2 separate regions of the Homo sapiens genome follow, and region 1 is linked to region 2. Evidence: chromatin loops called from intact Hi-C (ENCODE). Cell type or tissue: prostate gland. All regions are shown on one strand. Each heading gives the region's core, and the rest is flanking DNA. Links, peaks and the distances in the headings are about the cores only. Region 1 overlaps BANF2 (BANF family member 2). Region 2 overlaps LOC107985440 (a long non-coding RNA gene).

Region 1 (9,998 bases), core at 584-8,583, 96 kb after region 2:
CCATCATACAACAGAACTAAGCAGATGCCTCAACATAATCCTGTCCTGTAAAAGTTCTTGTATTACAGGGTGTTCTGTCAATGACCCTACTGTATTTTGAACCACAAAGTCCTGTTTGGGGAGGACACATCGGCAGGGAATGACCAAAAACAATTCTGGTTTTAGATGCTTAGAGCGTCAACTTTTTAAATAAGGAATAAAGGAATCAGTAGAATTTAATCTCAATTCCCAAAGGAATGACCTCCCAGTTGCAAATGTTTGACATCCTTTAAGGTTATTTTTAAAAGCTGTATGACAGGTCTTCATAAGGAGGTGATCACAAATATGTCCCCACTATCAGATAAATGGGGTGAGGATGGGGAACTGCTCCAATGCCATACAAATGGCTATTTGGGGCTTGGGATACAATTTCCAGTGGGGACACTATACATGGATTCAAAAAGGGACATCTCTTCCACCATTGGCTGGAAGTGAACTTGTTATTCTCTAAAAATTCTACAATGCAGGCTGGGCGCGGTAGCTCATGCCTGTAATCCCAGCGCTTCGGGAGGCTGAGGCAGGTGGATCACCTGAGGTCAGCAGCCCTGTCTCTACTAAAAATACAAAAATTAGCCAGGCATGGTGGTGGGCGCCTGTAATCCCAGCTACTCGGGAGGCTGAGGCAGGAGAACTGCTTGAACCTGGGAGGCAGAGGTTGCAGTGAGCTGAGATCTCGCCATCGCACTTCAGCCTGGGCAACAGAGTGAGACTCCATCTCAAAACAAAAACAAAAACAAACAAACGAACACCTCTACAACACAAAAAGTGACTCCCATTAGAATACCATTGTTTTTGCAAAAGGTCAATGGGAAAAATGCAATATTTTCATGTATTATTTTGCCATTAACAGATTGCTACATGAACATTTCTAAATATTATTTTATGTAATATGTTATTTCAATTGTGTGTAATTAAATTATGAAATCAAATGGTACCTGTAAGACTATTTTATCTATATCCCTAAAAGTTTATATATTCAAGTGGCCAAAAAGCATTTTTGGAATTTTCTTGCTGAGAAACTGTGAGATTATCTTATTTTCCATGTTTGCTTTATATTTAGACACATGTGATATTGCCTACCCCAGGGAAGTGGGATGTTAATACTTAAAATCAGTGTTTTTCCCTCATCTATTATAGACAGTAGTCACAAGGGGTTGGGCAGGGGAATCTGCATCTGTGGGAACATGGTTGAGACTGTTGCTGCTCACATTTTGTTTTATAAATTATCCCACATGATATATTTCTTTTGGAACTTAATGCCAAGAAAAAAGTATGCCTTTCAAAATTGGTATATTTCTACCTTTATGATAAAAAGAATTTGTAAAGATCTTGTTTCCTTTTTTACTTGGCCTACTAGGAAGCTCTGAGCTAACCCTAATGACCATATAGGGAAACTAGCCTAGATGAATAGCTCTTTCACTTTGTAGTTAAATTTGCTTCTTTTGCTCGGTGCCTTCATTTTCTGTTTCTACTTTTATTTTAAAATGTAGATTCGTATATTCAAAGCACTGACATCCTTTATTAAAAGCTACTTTATTACATAGTTAACTCCTCACAGATATGGAATATAAGTATCTCCCAAACCAAGCAGATTTATAGGAAAACAGAGCACCCACCCCTATGCCCTGAGAACACTCCAGTCTTGTAGCAACAAGCAGCGGGGAGAGCATGAGGGTGAGAATGACCCCAGGGTTGTTCCTTGGATGCCTGCTGTGCCTTCGGTCTACAGTGAGAGGATGATGGGACCTCTGCACTGATGGAGTCAAGCCCGAGGGAGCTCAGATGCTCACCCCTCAGAATCTGAGGGAATACTGTCAATGCTGCTTCCTGGCTCCCTGTACCTCTACCCACACTCTCCAGAGTTGCAGTTTCTCCCTTCAAATGATCAGTGTTTCATAGAGAAAGAATGAAAATGAGGGTGGCTGGCCTGGTGCCATCACTCACTCCTGTAATCCCAACAATTTGGGAGGCCAAGGCAGGAGGATTATCACTTGAGCCCAGGAGTTCAAGACCAGCCTGGGCAACCAAGTGAGACCCCGTCTCTCTTTTCTTTTTCTTTTTTCTTTCTTCCTTTCTTTCTTTTTTTTTTTTTTTTTTTTGAGATGGAGTCTTGCTCTGTCACTCAAGCTGAAGTGCAGTGGCACAATCTTGGGCTCACTGCAACCTCCGCCTCCTGGGCTCAAGAGATTCTCCCGTCTCAGCCTCCCGAGTAGCTGGGACCACAGATGCATGCCGCACCACCTGGCTCGGGGTTTCACCATGTTGCCCAGGCTGGCCTTGACCTCCTGAGGTCAAGTGATCCACCCTCCTCGGCCTCCCAAAGGGCTAGGATTACAGGTGTGAGCCACTGCACCTGACCTGTCTCTTTCTTTAAAAAAAAAAATAGAAAGGAAAGACGGGTGAGCCTGGGCAACATGCCACAACCTTGTCTTTACAAAAATTAGCCAGGCATGGTGGCACACACCTGTGGTCCCAGATACTTGGGCGGCTGAGGTGGGAGAATTGCTTGGGCCTGGGGAGGTCAAGGCTGCAGTGAGCCGTGGTCGTACCACTGCACTCCAGCCTAGGGGAGACCCTGTCTCAAAAAAGAAAAAAAAGGAAAAGAAAAGAAGGGGGGTAACCTTCCTATAACACTGAAGGTCGGACTCTGAGGAGCCCTCTCCCACCTAGGCTGTTAAGGGTCTGAGGAGACCCTGTCAGGCTGCACTCATACACCGGAGGGAGAAATGCCTCCATTTTGGATGGAAGCTCATGGCCTCAAGAGCTTCCACAGGGCTCCATTTTGTACAGTCCACTCAGGAACTACTTTTCAGGGTGTACCACGCTCACCACAGTATCCTGGGGCAGGCAAGTGACCACCCCTCACCTTCTTGGGCCACATGAGTCACTTTCTGTGAGGGCTGCTCGGCGGGTGGGAACTGAGCCTACCGTGGTCATGGTCACCACAGTTGTGGAGAGCTCACCTGAGAAAGAAGCCAGGGTGGAGGAAAGCAGCTCTGAGAGAAGGGAAGAGACAGAGTCCCCAGTAATCATTTGCAGGCCTGGATTTAGACATGCCTGACGGCGACTACCCTTGGACTTTTCAATTATGTCAGGCAAAAATAAACAAAATAGTCATTTTTGCTTACTTCAGTTTAAGTTAGGATTGTGCCTTTTATAACAGAGTTCTAACTGATGACCCCTAATACTCATTCACTCACTCACTCATCCAACAAGTGTTTGTGGCACACGCTTTGTGTACCGAGCACTGTGCTGGGCACAAAGGCCTCCCCATTCCACCCAGAGTGCTGGGGCAGGGTCAGGCCCATGGCTTAGGCATCAGGAATGAAAGAAATCACTTTCTAATGACCACTAATGCTCGTTGTTCAAAAATAAAGTAATATTTGCCTTCCTTGCCGTTAGCTCCGATTCTGCAATGGGGAACAAGATTTTTTCTTTCTCCGCTCCTTGTTGGCTGTCTTACACATGGCCCTTTGATTATACATCCTTATCTTGATGGGTCTACAGGTGATGAATAACCAAATACATTCAACAGTTCCTCAGACATTCACTGAGTGCCATCTGTGTGCAAGGCCTTGAGCTAAGTGCATGAACCCTCAGGACGATGTCTTCTGCAGATACCTCTCCCAGAGAAAACAGAACCAGCCCACGGCAGGGCACACCACACACGGTGTACTAGCCATAAGGAGGCATTCCCAAAGGCAGGGCTCACCTTTTCAGGGAACTAGGAAGGAGGTGGCGGCTCAGCTTCATGGACTCTGGGTCTGGAGGTTCCTGTTAACTCCTGCTGGAGGAGCTGGGCTGAGGGTAGGAGATCCTTGTCTGACCTTAGCTCCACCAATGACCAGCAGAGCGACATTGGGCCTGTCACCTCCATTTCTTATTTATAAGATCAGCGTTAAATTCACTGACCTCATCCTTCTGGTTCCTTCCTATGTTTTGTCTCTGTTCATTTACAGTCTCTAGATGGTATAAAATTCATACAGGTCCACAATCCCTAAGCTACCATTTTCATATCCAAATGGCTCTGAAATCCAGAAATTCTTTTTGGGGGCACAGGGCGGGGAGACTTACTTGGCAGCAAATGCTGGCCTGAACTGACATGAGGCTATTTATAGTCTTTATTATCCCAGTTAGTGTGAATATTTATACACTCCACCACAGGAATATTAATGGGTTTACAGGGTGCTGAGCCAGGCTCCACTAGGAATGTTCTGTAATATACAAAAGAGGCATCACATTGCCCATTTTTTCAAAAAAAAAAATTTTGAATTCCCTAGAACTTCTGGCCCCAGCAATTCTAAGTAAGGTTTCATGGATGTGTGCTAAGATCACCATGCCTGCAGCCAAGGCAAACTGCAACGATCCATGAAGAAGCCAGCTTGTCTCCCAGCTTGTGCAGCCTCCACCTTCCTTGTCCCATGACTCTGTCTCCCAACCTTTGTGAATAGAATTGTCCCTTGTCTATAAAATTCCATCTAGGCTGGACATACTTGTCTGATAGTGGTTCTAGCCAGGACTATTTCTGGTTGCATTTTTCCTTCATGAAAATATTCCCTTCCCTTTGGGGTCCTGTTATCTGCAAAGGATCAGGAGCTGATGAAATAGAATAAGTCATATAAAGAATGGACAAGCATATTAGTTCACCCTTCATGGATGAGATATCTGCATTTGTAATAGATGTATTTTTTTTCACCTTTTATTCTTCTTTTTCTTTCTTTCTTTCTTTTTTTTTTTTTTTTTGACAGAGTCTCACTCTGTCGCCCAGGCTGCTGGAGTGCAGTGGTACAATCTCGGCTCACTACAATCTCTGCCTCCCGGGTTCTTGTACCTAAGCCTGCCAAGTAGCTAGGATTATAGGCACCTGTCACCATGCCTGGCTAATTTTTGTATTTTTAGTAGAGACGGGGTTTCATCATGTTGGCCAGGCTGGTCTTGAACTCCTGACCGCAGGTGATCTGCCTGCCTCGACCTCCCAAAGTGTTGGGATTACAGGCATGAGCCACTGTGCCCAGACCACTTTTTATTCTTAATTGTGGTAAAATACACAACTTAAATTTTTACCATCTTAACATTTATTTATTTATTTATTTATTTTTTATTTTTGAGATGGAGTCTCAGTCTGTCACCCAGGCTGGAGTGCAGTGGCCTGATTATAGCTCACTGCAGTCTCGAACTCCCAGGTTCAAGCAATCCTCTTGCTTCAGCCTGGTGAGTAGCTGGGACTACAGGCACGAGCCACCACACCCGGGTAATTTTTTAATATTTTTGTAAAGATGAGGTCTTGCTATGTTGCCCAGGCTGGTCTCAAACTCCTGGCCTCAAGCAATCCTCCTGCCTCTGCTTTCCAAAGTGCTGGGATTATTACAGCCATAAGCCACTGCGCCTGGACTATCTTAGTCATCTGCAAGTGTACAGTGCAGTAGTGTTCAATGTACTCACGTTGTTGGGCCAATCTTCAGAACATTCTCATATCCAATAAACAACTCCCCATTTCCCCCTCCTCATAGCCCCTGACAAACACCATTCCACTTTCTGTCTTTATGAAGCTGACTACTTTAGATGCCTCATGGAAGTGGAATCACACAGGGGTTGTCTTTTGGTGACTGGCCTATTTTACTCAGCTTGATGTCCTCAAGGTGCATCCATGCAACAGGATCTCTCTCTCTCTCTCTCTCTCATTCTTTCTTTTTAAAATGGAGTCTTGCTCATCACCAGGCCGGAGTGCAATCATAGCTCACTGCAGCCTTGAACTCCGGGGTCAAGTGATCCTCCATCCTCCTGCCTCAGCCTCCCTAGTAGCTGGGACTACAGATATGCACCACCATGCTCAGCTAATTTTTTAATTTTTTCGTAGAGATCGGGGGGTCTCCCTAAGTTGCCCAGGCTGGTCTTGAACTCCTGGCCTCAAGCAATCCTCCCTCCTTGATCTCCCAAAATATTAGGATTACAGGCATGAGCCACCATGCCCGGCCAGGATTTTTCCTCTTTCTAAGACTAAACAACATTCCATTGTATACACCACATTTTGCTCCTCCATTCATCCATCATGGGAAGCTGGGTTGCTTCCACCATCTGGCCATTGTTACTAATGCTGCTATAAACGTAGGGGCACTGTAACATATTTCTAAACCTCTCAATATACACCCCCTTATGAGTACAGCATTCTGATCCCGCCTCTCTCTGCCATTATTACCCCACAGAGAAGGGGAAAGCAATGTTGTCTCGGGAGGGAGAAGGAGTTTCCCCAGAAGACAGGAAGGGAGAATCTACCTTCTCTGCCCCATGGATTCTAGAAAGAGGAAGAAGGCTCACCTCATTATCCGCACTACCCTCCCAGGGAAGGTGGAAGAGAAAAGAAAGATGAACGTTCATGGGCACGGGGCTTGAACTTCCCTACCTGAACAAACATCCAGAAGTGGGCAGACTCTTTAGATTCCAGTGGGTAGAGTCAGGAAGGTTGTCGGGCTGTGGGAATGGTGCATGGGACTTGGTGGCTTGCCTTCCAGGACTTGGCAGGAGATGACAACAACAGTCACTTCTGAAGTGTCTTGGGCAACAATGTAGCAGCAGTAAACAGTGGCTGGGAAGATAAGCTTGAGGCAGTGCCCTTGGTTTTTGCAGCAAAAAGTTCAGGGCAAGATAGGGCCGAAGATGCTTTAAGGCCTGATGGGTGAACTGAAGCCTGGAGTCAGGAGGAAGAAGTCCCATGCATGGGGACCTCACAACCATGGGCAAATGTCCAGGCCACAGGCTGCAGCAGTGGAAACTAAGATAGCCCTAAAAGACAAAAAGGGACTGGTCACCCCTCCATGGCAAGGAGCAGATTCCAGCAGCCGCACTGCCACAGGCTCAGGCCATCATCCTGCAGATTCCGTGGGTATTCAAAGTCCCCTCTCCCCACTGCCTTGAAGACACAGTCAGCACCTGTCTCCACACCCACCTGGCAGCCATCACTCTTTAGGAAGGACGGAGGAGGGGCAGAGCAGTCCCTAAGGAGACCGCACCTCCCAACAGGGACTCTCTAACACGGCCTGGAGAGAATCTGACTATTCCATTGCAAGGAGACAGAGAGTAGTAGGTGCCATTGGTGCCATGCGCAGGTCTCCTTGACCAGCTGGTGCACCCAGCTGCTACAAGTGTTGCAGGGAACCTCAATGCGTGGTTGTGGCTTTCTCTGGACTGTCACCTCTGCCGTGGAAGCTGCTACACCTGGAGACACCTGGGAGGTGCAAGGCCCAGGCCTCTGCCTAAGAGCAACTAATGGCTTGCGGATGTGGAAGCACAAAACCCTAACCCCCTTGTCTCAAGGTGGAGCCAACTCCCTGGTACCATTCCGGCTCCAGAGCCCCCCAGGGGGTCAGGTAGAAGCTGAGTGCCCCTGGTGCACACCTCTCAGCTCCTCCCCTGCCCTCTCCTGCTTCCTTCACCAGGTCAGGGGCACCGGAACCCGGCTCTCAGGCTCTGCTTCCAGGGAACCCCACCCAACACATACATAATTTGCAGCTACTCTGTTCTTACCACATTGTGTGGAGGTGTCTAAGAATAAAGAATCGTATTTTCTTTATACGGGTAAGTGTGGTGAGAGTGAATCTGTAACTGACTCCACTGTGCAGTTAAACAATGTCTTCAGGCAAAAGTGACTCTCATGAGGGCTTTACAGGCCCTGGAGGGGGGCCCCGGGGGAGGCCATCTGGGGGCAGGCAAGTGGCTCCACACTGGCCTTTGCCTGCAGGAGGATTGCTGTGCTCATCTCTAACCCAGACCTCCCAGGAGGTTTGTTCTCCGTTCCCACCAGAGTAGGGTTGCCAGATTTAGGTAATAAAAATGTCAGATGCCCAGTGAAATTTGAATTTCAGATAAACACAACATAACTTTTTAGTATAAGTATGGCCCAAGTATTTCACAGACTGTACTTATACAGAAGGGGCTTTTTCTTGTTTATCTGAAATGTAAATTTCACTGGGCATCCTGATTTCATCTGGCGGCGCCCCCGCCCCCGCCCCAACACTCCCACACAGTCTGACTCAGCAGAAGCCCCCAGATCTGCCCACACACCCAGCCCTGGGTTGCTGCGGGAACTGCAAGGGTCCAAAGTTCTTCCTGCTGGGATTCCACTCCTGGCTCAGCCGCCGTTAGGCCGGCCAGTTATTCTACCCTCTCTGGATCTGATGAAAGCCACAGACTGACGAGGCTCGAAGCTAAAGGGGAAACAAGATGATAATACACAGCTTGGGAGATCACTGCAGCAGCTTGTCACTCAGAAGTCACCTCGGAGGCAAGCACTAGTCTGGATGTCAGCTTGTCCCTGCTCACATGGAAAGAAGGTCTGGTGCCAGCCTGGGCTCACCCCGGGACTAGAAACAGAATAAGGATCACAGGCAAGCGGGAGAAATGGAACCGAATTGAGCTGGCGAGTAAGGGGGCTCATGGTGGCTGAGCGCCTACTACGTGCCTGCCTCTGTATGGCCATTGTCATGCATAGTCCTCAAAACGAATTCTGCAACATTAGAGAATTGTTCCTATTTTAAGAGATGTGAAAATGGAGGCCCGAAGAGGCAAAGGGGGCCACCTATCTAGTAAAAGGCAGTGATGAGCTGCAGGCTGAGGTCTGGGTGGTTCCAAAGACCAGCTCTTCCCTCTCCAGGACAGGAGTCAGAACAACAAGGACAGTTTTAGCAGACGCTGTCCCTGCCCTGCCCATGTCCCCCCCAGGGCTCATGGTTTCCATGGTGGCTCTTCGCCCTGCAAGTGGACAGGGCTGGGGACGAGACACCTTGGGAGCAGCCCTCGGCCAGGATGTGAGTAGGTGGGTAAGTACCCAGCCCCACACCCCTCAGGTGGCACAGCTCTGGGGCCTGTCCCACATTAGGTGATATCCAGACATCCCCAGTGGGAGGGAGCCCCCAGTGCTCATGGCAGTAACTGCTCAAGGCCACCTTCCCTTCCCGGTCTCACATCCTCACTCCCTTCCTCATGGGACCAGGAACCCTTTCCATATCAACTACTTGCACTGCAATTAGATGATCAGGTCAGCAACTGGGAAACCCACCTAAGAGAGCGGCTCATGCTTATCCAGGCTTACCAAGGCACCGTGCTAAGCTCCGCACCAAGATCATCTCATTTCATCCACCCACCTGCCCTTGGGATGAGATAGCTTCTATGATTATCCCATTTCACAGATAAGATAAATTAACTGACCTATGGCATTGCCAGGCCTCAAACCGAGTGGGCCTCAGCCTAATATCTGTGTTCTCAACCACTGAGATATTAAGCAAGGCTTCCATTGAGCTTCTGGGCAATCATTTTCCCTCCTTCTAGCTTTGGACTGACTTCCTCTGCTTGGGTGCACATATAAACAGGAGATGCAGCAGTTGGCTGCCCCAAAACAAAGGGGCATCTTGTGTACAGGTGGAGCTGTGCAGTGGTGCAGTGTTTTAAGCATTGCCTTCATTCCACTCATAGGATATCGAAGGCCCACGTGCCATGTATTCACCTCCTGTTCTTTGCTGGACAGAATGCCTCGCCCAAGATTTAATTTTCCTTCATTCCTCTGCTCTCACATTTTGTGTGTCCTGCCCTTGCCTGCTAGGCCTCAGTGCGGTGGTTCTGGATCCTCCTAAGGACCAAGGCATCTGAGTTCCTCCAGCCCTCCAGGTCCACATGTCTCCAGATAGGAGGGTGTGAGTATGTGCTTCTGTGAGTCTCAGTTCAGAAATCGGCTCTAAGTGACTTGCCTGATCTTCCCAAATGCAAAGACCTACTTAAGACCCTTTCAAAAGAAAATCACTAGGCTTGTTGGCTCTGGCTTCAGAAAAGGGGCCTGAGCAAGAGTTCTATCTGTTTGATTTGTCTCCATTCAAAGCCACATTCTCAAGGTTATAAAGAAAGGATTTCCCAGATTGTCATTGCTTTCATTGATTGCATTATCACCTGAGCAGTATCTTGCAGAAACTATA
Region 2 (9,998 bases), core at 1,167-9,166:
GCCACCGTGCCTGGCCCCACTTTAACCATTTTTAAGTGTGGAATTCAGTGGCATTAAGCACACTCATATGGTTGTGTAACCATCACCATTATCCATATCATCTTTCACAAAGATGAAATAAGAAGACTCATTCTCAGGCCCCTCGGGCCTCAGAGTGTCCTTCATGGGTAAAGCATCTTATAGAAGATGCCTCTACTACAGAGCTCACTATCCTGGTGGAGATGTGAAGATCAGGATGTTAGAAAAGGAGGCAGACAGGACTGAGGATGGTGGTGAATCCAAAGCAATACCCCCGGCTCCTCCTCCTGCAGGATCTGCCCTGTCTTGTCACCATGTCTTCTCCTTGCTGTCCACCCGTGTTCTTTTTTCCCCTCTAGACCAGAAGTTCTTAAAGCCTGGTCCCTGGACCAGCAACATCAGTACCTCCTGGGAGCTTGTTAGAAAAGCAGATTTTCTGTGCTCACCCCTACCCACTGAATCAGAAATGAGGGTGAGGTGTGGTGGCTGTTTCACAGCCCTCCCGGGATTCTGATCCATGCTAAAGAGTGGGAAGCACTGCTCCGGATCTGCAGAGAAATCCTGCTTTCAAAGAACTCACTAACGCCCCTACAAAACTACAATTTTTATGACTAGAAGCTCTGTGAATACCTTAAACAAGGAAGCTGACAGATTTAGTAAGATCGCGTAGGTCATGATCGCAAATGGGCTGCCCAAGGGCACGTCTTTCCCTTGGGTTTGTGCATTTGTCCTGCACACAATTAAAAACATTTAACTAGTTGCCAGTATTAAAGAAATAGAAACTTCCACGTAGAAATTCAGATTTTGGCATTATTTGAAATAATACTGTCTGGCAGTCCTGATATGTCTTGGCCTAGGTCCAAGCATGGGCCACCATGACTCGATGCAGGGACTGCCAGGCAGCCCAAGTCCCCCTACGCCCCAAGGCAAGTCCGCCTGGTGAGCCCACCCCCCCATTTTTATCTGCACTGACTGCTGTAGGGCTTTCGAGTTGTCAACCTCTGTATGTGAAGGGGGACCACAAACTGTAGCCCTCTGTGATTGTTAATGTTATATGTCAGCTTGGCTAGGCCACGGCATCCAAATATTTGGTCAAACACTAGTCTAGATGTTGTGAAGGTAATTTCTTTTAGGTGAGAGTAACAGTTATATCAGTGGACTTTGATGAAAGCAGATTGCCCTCCATAATGTGGGTGGGCCTCATCCAATCAGTTGAAGGCCTTCAAAGAAAAAAGACTGACTCCCTGCAGGAAGAGGGAGTTCTGCCAGCCTCCACGGTCACATAAGCCAATTCCTTAAAATAAGCCCCTCTCTCTCTCTCTCTCCTCCTCTCTCCACACATGCATACAAAACACACACACACACACACACACACACACACACACACACAAATGGTTCTATGTCTCTGTAGAATCCTGACGAACAACCCATGCTGTGAGTATTATTATTTGTTGGTGACCCTGGACCATTCAGGCACCAAGAGGTGCAGGAACTCTTCTTCCGTTTGCTGGCAGCTCTTAGGGATACACGCTCATTCAAACCATGCCCTCAGAGATGGAGGCTGCAAAGCTAATGAGTAGTATTATAATATTAATAACAAGAAATAAATAATCCATAAAAATAATTATGTTTATTTATTTATTTATTTATTTTTGAGATGGAGTTTTACTCTTGTTGCCCAGGCTGAAGTAAAATGGTGCAATCTCGGCTCACTGCAACCTCCGCCTCCCAGGTTCAAGTGATTCTCCTGCCTCAGACTCCCGAGTAGCTGGGATTATAGGCATGCGCCACCACGCCCGGCTAATTTTGTATTTTTAGTAGAGATGGGATTTCTCCATGTTGGTCAGGTTGGTCTCGAATTGCTGACCTCAGGTGATCCGCCTGCCTTGGCCTCCCAAAGTGCTGGGATTATAGCCATGAGCCACCGTGCCTGGCCAACAATGATGTTTATTAACAATAACACTATTAACATGTTGAGTGTTTATTCTATGCCAGACACCATGCTAAATGCTTTCTTTCTTTCTTTTTGAGATGGAATCTTGTTCTGTCGCCCAGGCTGGAGTGCAATGGCGCAATCTCGGCTCACTGCAAACTCCACCTCCCAGGTTCAAGCGATTCTCCTGCCTCAGCCTCCTGAGTAGCTAGGATTACAGGTGCCTGCCACCACGTCCAGCTATTTTTGTATTTTTAGTAGAGATGGGGTTTCACCATGTTGGCCAGGCTGGTCTCAAACTCCTGACCTTGGGTGATCCGCCTGCCTTGGCCTCCCAAAATGCTGGGATTACAGGCATGAACCACTGCACATGGCCAAGGCTTTTTTTAAATTAAATTAAATTTAATCCTTGGAGTAGCCTATGGCACAGGTACTATCATCACTAAACCTATTTTACTGATGGAACAGTCACAGAGAGGAAGTAACTTGGTCAAGGTCACCTAGCTCATGAGTGGCAACAAGATTTGAACCCAGAGCCAGACTTCAGGGCTCATGTTCATTAACCACTTAACCATGCTGCCATGCTAGAGTGTGTACTTCACCCTGAGTTTCCCAAATGACGGCGTGCAATAGAATCAATTCTCTGGGGGTAAAGAAATCTGAGAACTTGCATTGTGATTCAGGCAGTCCTTGGACTTCAGCTTGCCATGTGTAGCTGCACTAGTTGTGCACCATATAATTGTACTCAGTGGTACCAATGCAAATACTGTTGTAGGCAATGGAGAGAAAGATAGCTGATGTTCCTCACCTGTCCTGGAGGTGAGAGAGGTGCTGGTATAGTCACACAATGGAACACTTTACAGCAATAAAAAAGAACAAACAATACACGCAACATTATGGATGAATGAATCTAAAAAATTTATTGAGAAAGAAGGCACCAAACAGTATATATTATATTAGTCCATTTATAGTGGAGAAACCTGGTAGGTACCAAGTTAGCCACATGATCAGGTTAACATCATTAGTAACAAGACACATTAACGTAGTGAGCTCTTTGATATAAGGACATACACCATTTTAATGGTATTCTTGCCAAAAATGCATACTCTCACTCCAATCATGAGAAAACATTGAACAAACCCAAACTGAGGGATATTCTACAAAATTACTGACCAGTACTCCTCAAAAGTGTCAAAGTCATTAGAGACAAGAAAAGACTGAGGAACTGTCACAGACCACAGGAGACAAAGAAAAAATAACAATGAATGCAGTATGGGATCACGAATAAAATTCTGCAACAGAAAAAGGGCATTTTCAGAAAAATTGGTAAAATTTAAGTAAGGCCTGCTATTTAGTTAACTAACATTAACTTCAATTCACCGGTGATAATTTTCTTGTAATCATGCTGTGGTTATGTCAGATGCTAGGGGAAGCAGGCTGAAGAATATAAGGGAACTCTCTGTACTATTTTTTGCAGCATTTCTCTAAATCTAAAATTAAACTAATTTAAAATTAAAAGTTAAAAGCCAAAACAACACAATAAGCCAGGCAACGAGCTACCTGGCTCCATTTCCTCTGTGCTCAGTGGACCCTGGAAAGGAGGGAGCAGGGTCTGGGGCCAGGCAGGTAAACACAGGTAGGACTTGCTTCTCTGATCAGACCTAGCCCCTTTCCCAGACACCAAGCAACTCACCTGACTCTTCCAGCTCAAAGACAGTCCGTGCTGTCAGCCAGCTGCCTCCCACGGGCCACCAGTGCCACCACACTGAAGGAACCATGGAGCCACCTGGAAAAGTCAACCGAGAATTAGACATAACAATTTGGTTCTGCAAGGAGAGGAAACCCTTGGTCCTGGGATTCAGCCTTCAGGCTGTTATTAGCATTTATGGATGAAAGCTTCCTCTCAAGCATGGGTTGGTTGTGAATGCTTTTCCAGAGACATGGAAATGCAGCCAATGAGGACGTTTTTAAGTTCTCAGTTTTCCACCAGAGGACGGCTGCGCTCCCTGGTTTCAGGAGGGCACTGGGCTGGGGTGTGGATGTACCCAGGCGCTGTGGCCTCTTTGTGAGTTGCCTTCCTGGTATGCTGTAGGGATGAAGGGATGTGGGGGGGGTGCTCTGACTGAGCCCAGGGAGGGTGTCTGCCTCACCAAAAAGAGGAAGAAGGCAGAAAGAGGACCATGTCTCTGTGGTGAAGAGATGGGGTGATGGCAGCCTGCTCTCTCCTCCTGCACAGGGACTAGCGATGGACTTGATGCGCCTGCCTCTTCCCTCCCTGTGACACCCATTCCCCCATCCTCACCTGAGACCACAATGTGTTGTGTTTGGCACCCAAGCCTTCTGGTTTCCAGTGAGTTCTTGGTGCTCACCAGGCCTCCTGAGGGGCCTCCCTTGCTTGACACAGGGCAGAGGAGCAATGACTGGACCTGGGTCCCAAGGGCTGGGCATTCCCCTGGGCCGGGTACCCCTGTCGGCTGGGCACCCCTGTCAGCTCAGCACCCCCCTGGGCTTGGCACCACTGTGGGCTGAGCCTCTGCTAGGAGTCCAGGCCCCTCTTAGGTGAGAGCTTGAAACTGACCTCACAGGGGAGAATTTTGTGCGCCTTTCTTGTTCCTTTCAACCCTCCAGGACTATTATTTGGAAGAAGTATAGGCAGATTCCACTACATGGTTACCAGTCTGAGTGTCTGGAAGAGCATATTTGAAACTTGGGGATCCTCTTGAGTCTTCAGGATCCCTGGATAAGCGGCTCCAAACTCCACAGAGAAGCAGCTGGTCTCCTTCACTGAGAAATCCCTCAGATCCTCTTCTCTGTGGATTTCAAAAGACAGGCCATCTCCTCCCATTTCAATACACATTTCTCACTTGATTCTAGAACTTTCTTGTGCACTTCAGTCTTAGCTTCTCCCAGAACCCAACCTAAGGTTAATTGGAGCTTTAGTGGTCAGTGGGGTTTTCCCAGAAGCAGCCCTACAACAAGAATGTTGAAGATAAACATTTGATTTGGGAGGTGATCCCGGGAAGTAATGGTATAAAGACCAGGACTGATCATGTGACCACCGTGGGCGACTAAGGCTCCAGTGCTGCAGACTCTGGGGCAATGCCTGAGTTATTCCTCTAAGGGGTGAGGGGGTAGCCACATGTGTTATCATCCACTGTTGCACACAATTTGGATACCCCTGGACGGCCACATCTGCATGTGGGTGAGGTGAGCTCAGGAGAAGAGACACAGGTGCTGGCAGCCAAAGTGAGTTCATGCTCCCTGATGTGGCATGGCCTGAGGGCATGGGTAGGCACTGCCAGCAGCTTCTACACCTTCTGGGGGAGGAACACAGCCTATCTAAGGCTGGAATAGATTGTTCAAACTGTTCCATGTGGCAGGAGCCAGGGCTGCAATAGAAAAGAAGATTCCAAAAGGCTCTCTAGAGAAGGCTGGGCAAACAGAGCTGGATGCGAAGTGAGAGAAGGTTTATTATAACTCAGCACAAGCCCATCCCATCCACATTCCAGGCAAATCCACCCCATAGAGACAGGTTGTCCTGCCATGCGGCCGAGCCACAGCAGGCCTCTGGGCGCCAAGAGCCTGGGCTGGAGCATAGAGGATGTGGAGCCCCACTCTGTAGGTTCTGGGACTCCTGAGTTTGTTTCGGCCCCCACAGAGCTGTCCTGGCTATGGTTCCCAGAGAGCCTCACTGCATAAGGCTGCCCTTTTTCTTTTCTTCCTGTGAATAGCACCAAGCCATTTTGAAACAAGAATTCCTTAAAATAGTTTTTGTTTAAAGAAACAAGAAGCACCATCTCTTTATCGACTGTATGTTAACAGCAGTCAGCCAGTGAGCAGAAGCTTCTTTCAGCTTCAGGGCCTGAGGCTTGCAGGGGGACCCCCAGACCTCACCCACCCAGGGAGCTGCTTTCTCATAGGCACATCCCACAAATACTCCAGACACTAGATGACATTTTTATAGGTTTCTGTTTCCCTATATAGTGAAGTTGTTATTGCAGAAATGAGAGGACACTTTTGCAAATGACCAGAAGTCTGCACTTTCTAGGGGTGTCTTCTGGAGCTGCACTGAGCCACCGAGCAGCGCTGTCTGATAGAACCTTCTGCACTGATGGCAATGTTCTTGCACCACGAGTGGTCGCTGAGCACGCAACATGTGGGTACTGTGACCGATAAATTAAATGTTTAATTTCATTTAAATCAAATTAATTTAAATCTTTACACATAGCCACATATGGCTACTGACCTGGGCAGTGCAGCTTATGAGCAAAGGACACCCTGAACTTGGGCTGCCTCCGGTTGGGGCTGAGTTTGGGACGTAAGTATATGCACAGTTACATGGGTGCCCCTGGTGTGTGTCACACACGGCTGGAGTCCAGAAAGAAAGCAGCAATGGTTTCTTCTCCAGCTGAAGTCTTTTCTAGGATTGAGTCCAAGTTGCAGAGGTTTATGCCCTGCCCTTGGCCTGGGGTGATGACCTTGACCCTGGTCATCAGAGCAGCCAGGAAGAGCTCAGATTTAATGTCTGCTAGTGTCAAGAGCTTTCATGCAAGCAGTCTTCTTCGCCTCTGGGACACTCGGCTTGGGGGTTGTGTGTTTACCCACCCCCCACCCCCCAACCTTATCTTGGGGAGGAAATTGAGGCTCAGAAAATGTCAGTGCTCTGCCTGAGCTTCTCAGTGAAAAAGTGGTCAAGTCAGGATTCGAACCCAGGTCCACTGAGGCCCATGATACCCAGCACTCAGAGTTGTGCTTTTTCCTTGGCAGTAAGTGCTGCTGCCGTGAACTTTCTCCCACACTTTTTCTTGCAGTTCCTGAGCAACCGGACATACACTGGGCTCTGGTTGCTGGGACACCAGAGTTGAGAGGTCAGCATAGGAGGCTCCACTCACTTCGGTCCTGTGACAATGGACTCATGACCATTCATGACATCTCCAGCCTTGATGCCCCACCCCCACTACTGCCCATGAGTCTTATGTTAAAAATAACAATGAACGACAAGAACTGGGGCTCTGCAGTCAGAAGGACAACATATGTTTTCCATTTTCTTCTTTCTCTTCCCTGCTTCTCTAAAAGTGGATTAAATATGAAAAAGCACTTCCCGAACGCTTGGGAGACACTGGGAAGGATTGTCCAATGGAGAAATTATTCTCCAGAGAATTTCTTAAAAGCCACTTGTTTTTAAGAAAACACATAAAACTCTTAATTATAAAATTCACACATATTCGTTAAAGAAAACTTGGAAAACACAGATGAATATAAAGAAAGAAAAATGCATTGACATTCTACTCAAAGAATCTTCACTAAACGTTTGCTATAGTCCTTTTCAATTTTTTTTTCCTATGCACAAAAAATGTATATTTTTGTTTGCCTGCTGTAGTTATAACTATATATTTTAGGGTGATTGTATGATTGTGGTGGGAAGATTCAAACCCTCCCTGGGGTCAAAGGAATGATTTGAGATCCCTACTTTTCAAACCTTCTGGGTATAAAGGACCTGTTTTTTTTTAAATTTCCAACCCATCACTGACCACATATGAAGCAGCACGCTATGTGTCACTGACCTTGTGGGTTCACTGTCGCCCCACCTGGGTCATGTTGAGTCCAGCAGACACTTGATTGGGTGCCAGAGCAATGTCAGATTGCTCTAAAAGTTTCTAAGCAATCACTCTGCTTCCACACTGATTTCTTTATGGCAGAACTGGCCTGACCATGATCACCAAACTACAGCCCTTGGGCCAAATCCTGCCTACCACTAGGTGTGAGCTAAGGATGGTTTTTATATTTTAAATGGTTGGGGGAAAAAATCAGAACAATGTTTCATGACATGAAAATTCCAAGAAATTCAAATTTAAAAAATTCAAATTTCAAAAATCAATGAAATTCAATTTTGAAAAGTCTCTTCGAGATAGAGCCATGCTCATTCCTTTGCACATATGTGGCTGCTTTCTCAGTACAACGACAGAATCAAGTCGCCGAGACAGGGACCGACCATCCTGGCCTAAAATGCCTGAAATATTTACCATCTGGCTCTTTACAGAAAAGTTTTGCTGACCCTGATCCAGTTCAATGGTTCCCACATTTGCTGCTTTTTATAATCATTGGAAACTTAAAAAAACAGTACAGCTCGCCAGTCCCCTCCCCGCCCCAGGTGACTGTGACGTCAGCAGTTCTGGGACGCAGCAGCCAGGTGTGCCCTCAAGCGGCTTTCCCAGGACGGGGCCCGCGGCTCTGTTCAGAGTCTCCTTTGGGACAAAACCCCTTGTGTCCCGAGCTGCTCCAAATGTGGTCCCCGCCACAACATTCCCCGTGGGTCCAGCCCTTTCCGGGCACCCTGTAGCTGGGGTTCACTTCCTCCTCAGCCCTCTGCACCATGACCTCGGCCTCCTTCTTCCTCGCAGCCTGCAGCAGGCCCCCTGGGCTTTCCCGATGTCACCCCAGCCAGGGCCTCCTCGGGCTCTCCCCAGCAGAGGGTTTCTAGAATTCTTGGCCTGCCCCCCCGGGGCGGCTGGGAGGAGCAGCCTGGCCCCACGTCCTGAGGGCCCGGCCACAGGGCTCGCCTCGTCTGGGCCCCACGCAGCTCCCACCCTCTGGTTTATGCTTCTGGCACCAGCACTGGAGTCCTGAGCCAAATGCACACATGGCCTGAGCAGTTCTGTGGGGGAGTGGAGAGGAGTGAGCTGGAAGGGAGAGAGCTGATAAAGCCGCGTCTCTGCCTGTGCGGATTCCTTGTCTTTCCTGAATTCCTTCCTCACTCCTCCATTTTTATATTTCTCATTCCTTTCCTCCTCGCTCCGTTCCCTCTTCCTTCTTTCTCCTCCTTACCCTGCTACTTCTCTCTCTGGCATTGTTACCCCTCCTGCCTTGAGTTTTTGAGTCAGATCTGCTACTTCTAGGACAACCCCCTCTTCCTGAATGGGATGTGGGACACAGCGGCTCAGGCTTCGGGGCTGGAAATGTGCTCACTTTATTCAGGGAAAATGTGTTCCGGTCCTGTCCTCAGAGAGCTCACAGTTTATGAGAGAGCCAGACAAGCCGCAGGCAATTTTATGTGTACATATGTGCTATTTGTTTGTTTGTTTGAGACAGGGTCTTGCTCTGTCGCTCAGGCTGGAGTGCAGTGGCAATCTTAGCTCACTGCGGCCTCAACTTCCTGGGCTCAAGCAGTCCTCCTGCTTCAGCCTCTCAAGTAGCTGGGACAACAGGCACCCCTCACCACACCCAGCTAATTTAAAATTTTTTTGTTGTTGAGATGGGGTCTCGCTATGTTGCCCAGGCAGGTTTAGAACTCCTGGCCTCGAGTAGTCTCCCTGCTTCGGCCTCCCATGGTGCTAGGATTACAGGTGTGAGCCACTGCACCTGGCCATGTGTTGTTTTTAAAATTTTTCTTTAATTGAAAAACAATAATTGTATATATTTATGAGTTATGATGTGATGTTTTGATATGTGTATACATTGTGGAATGATTATATCAAGCTAATTAACATATCTATCACCTCACATATTTACCATTTTTTTTGTAGTGAAAACATTTAAAATCTATTATTTTAGCAATTTTGAAATACACAATGCTTTATTATTAACTGTGGTCATCATGCTGTGCAATAGCTCTTAAAAACTTATTCCTGGCCGGGCACGGTGGCTCACGCCTGTAATCCCAGCACTTTGGGAGGCCGCGGCGGGTGGATCACAAGGTCAGGAGATCGAGACCATCCTGGCTAACACGGTGAAACCCCGTCTCTACTAAAAATACAAAAAATTAGCCAGGCATGGTGGCGGGCGCTTGTAGTCCCAGCTACTCAGGAGCCTGAGGCCGGAGAATGCGTGAGCCCCGGAGGCGGAGCTTGCCGTAAGCCGAGATCGCACCACTGCCCTCCAGCCTGGGCCACAGAGCAAGACTCTGCCTCAAAAAAAAAAAAAAAAAAAAAAAAAAAAACTTATTCCTTCAGTCTAACTAGAAATTCATATTATTTGGTCAACGCCCTCCCCGCTTGCCCCCAGCTCCTGGTAACCACCATTCCATGCTCTATTATTATAAATTCAACCT

What was found. Hi-C counts contacts between places; a loop is a spot of excess contacts. Peaks named below come from ENCODE experiments on the same cell type or tissue, not always from the same donor. Only the 100,000 strongest peaks of a DNase experiment are listed, where the experiment ranks them.
Region 1: it touches region 2 in a loop (2.1-fold over the local background); 3 of 110 quality-filtered maps call a loop at or near these places.

What each region holds. Positions count from the first base shown.
Region 1 is chr20:17,708,982-17,718,979 of GRCh38, reverse strand. All of the region lies in intron 1 of BANF2 (BANF family member 2), which reads right to left. Among named protein-coding and RNA genes, the nearest start is that of BANF2, 14 kb to the right of the region's middle. In prostate gland, for the core only: no CTCF peak of the experiment used is centred there; no DNase peak of the experiment used is centred there.
Region 2 is chr20:17,805,416-17,815,413 of GRCh38, reverse strand. It overlaps LOC107985440 (a long non-coding RNA gene), which reads left to right. Exons shown (of 3, transcript XR_001754511.2): 3 at 1-1,639. Among named protein-coding and RNA genes, the nearest start is that of BANF2, 110 kb to the right of the region's middle. In prostate gland, for the core only: no CTCF peak of the experiment used is centred there; DNase peaks (open chromatin) are centred at 5,003, 5,453 and 8,573; H3K27ac peaks cover 2,187 bases.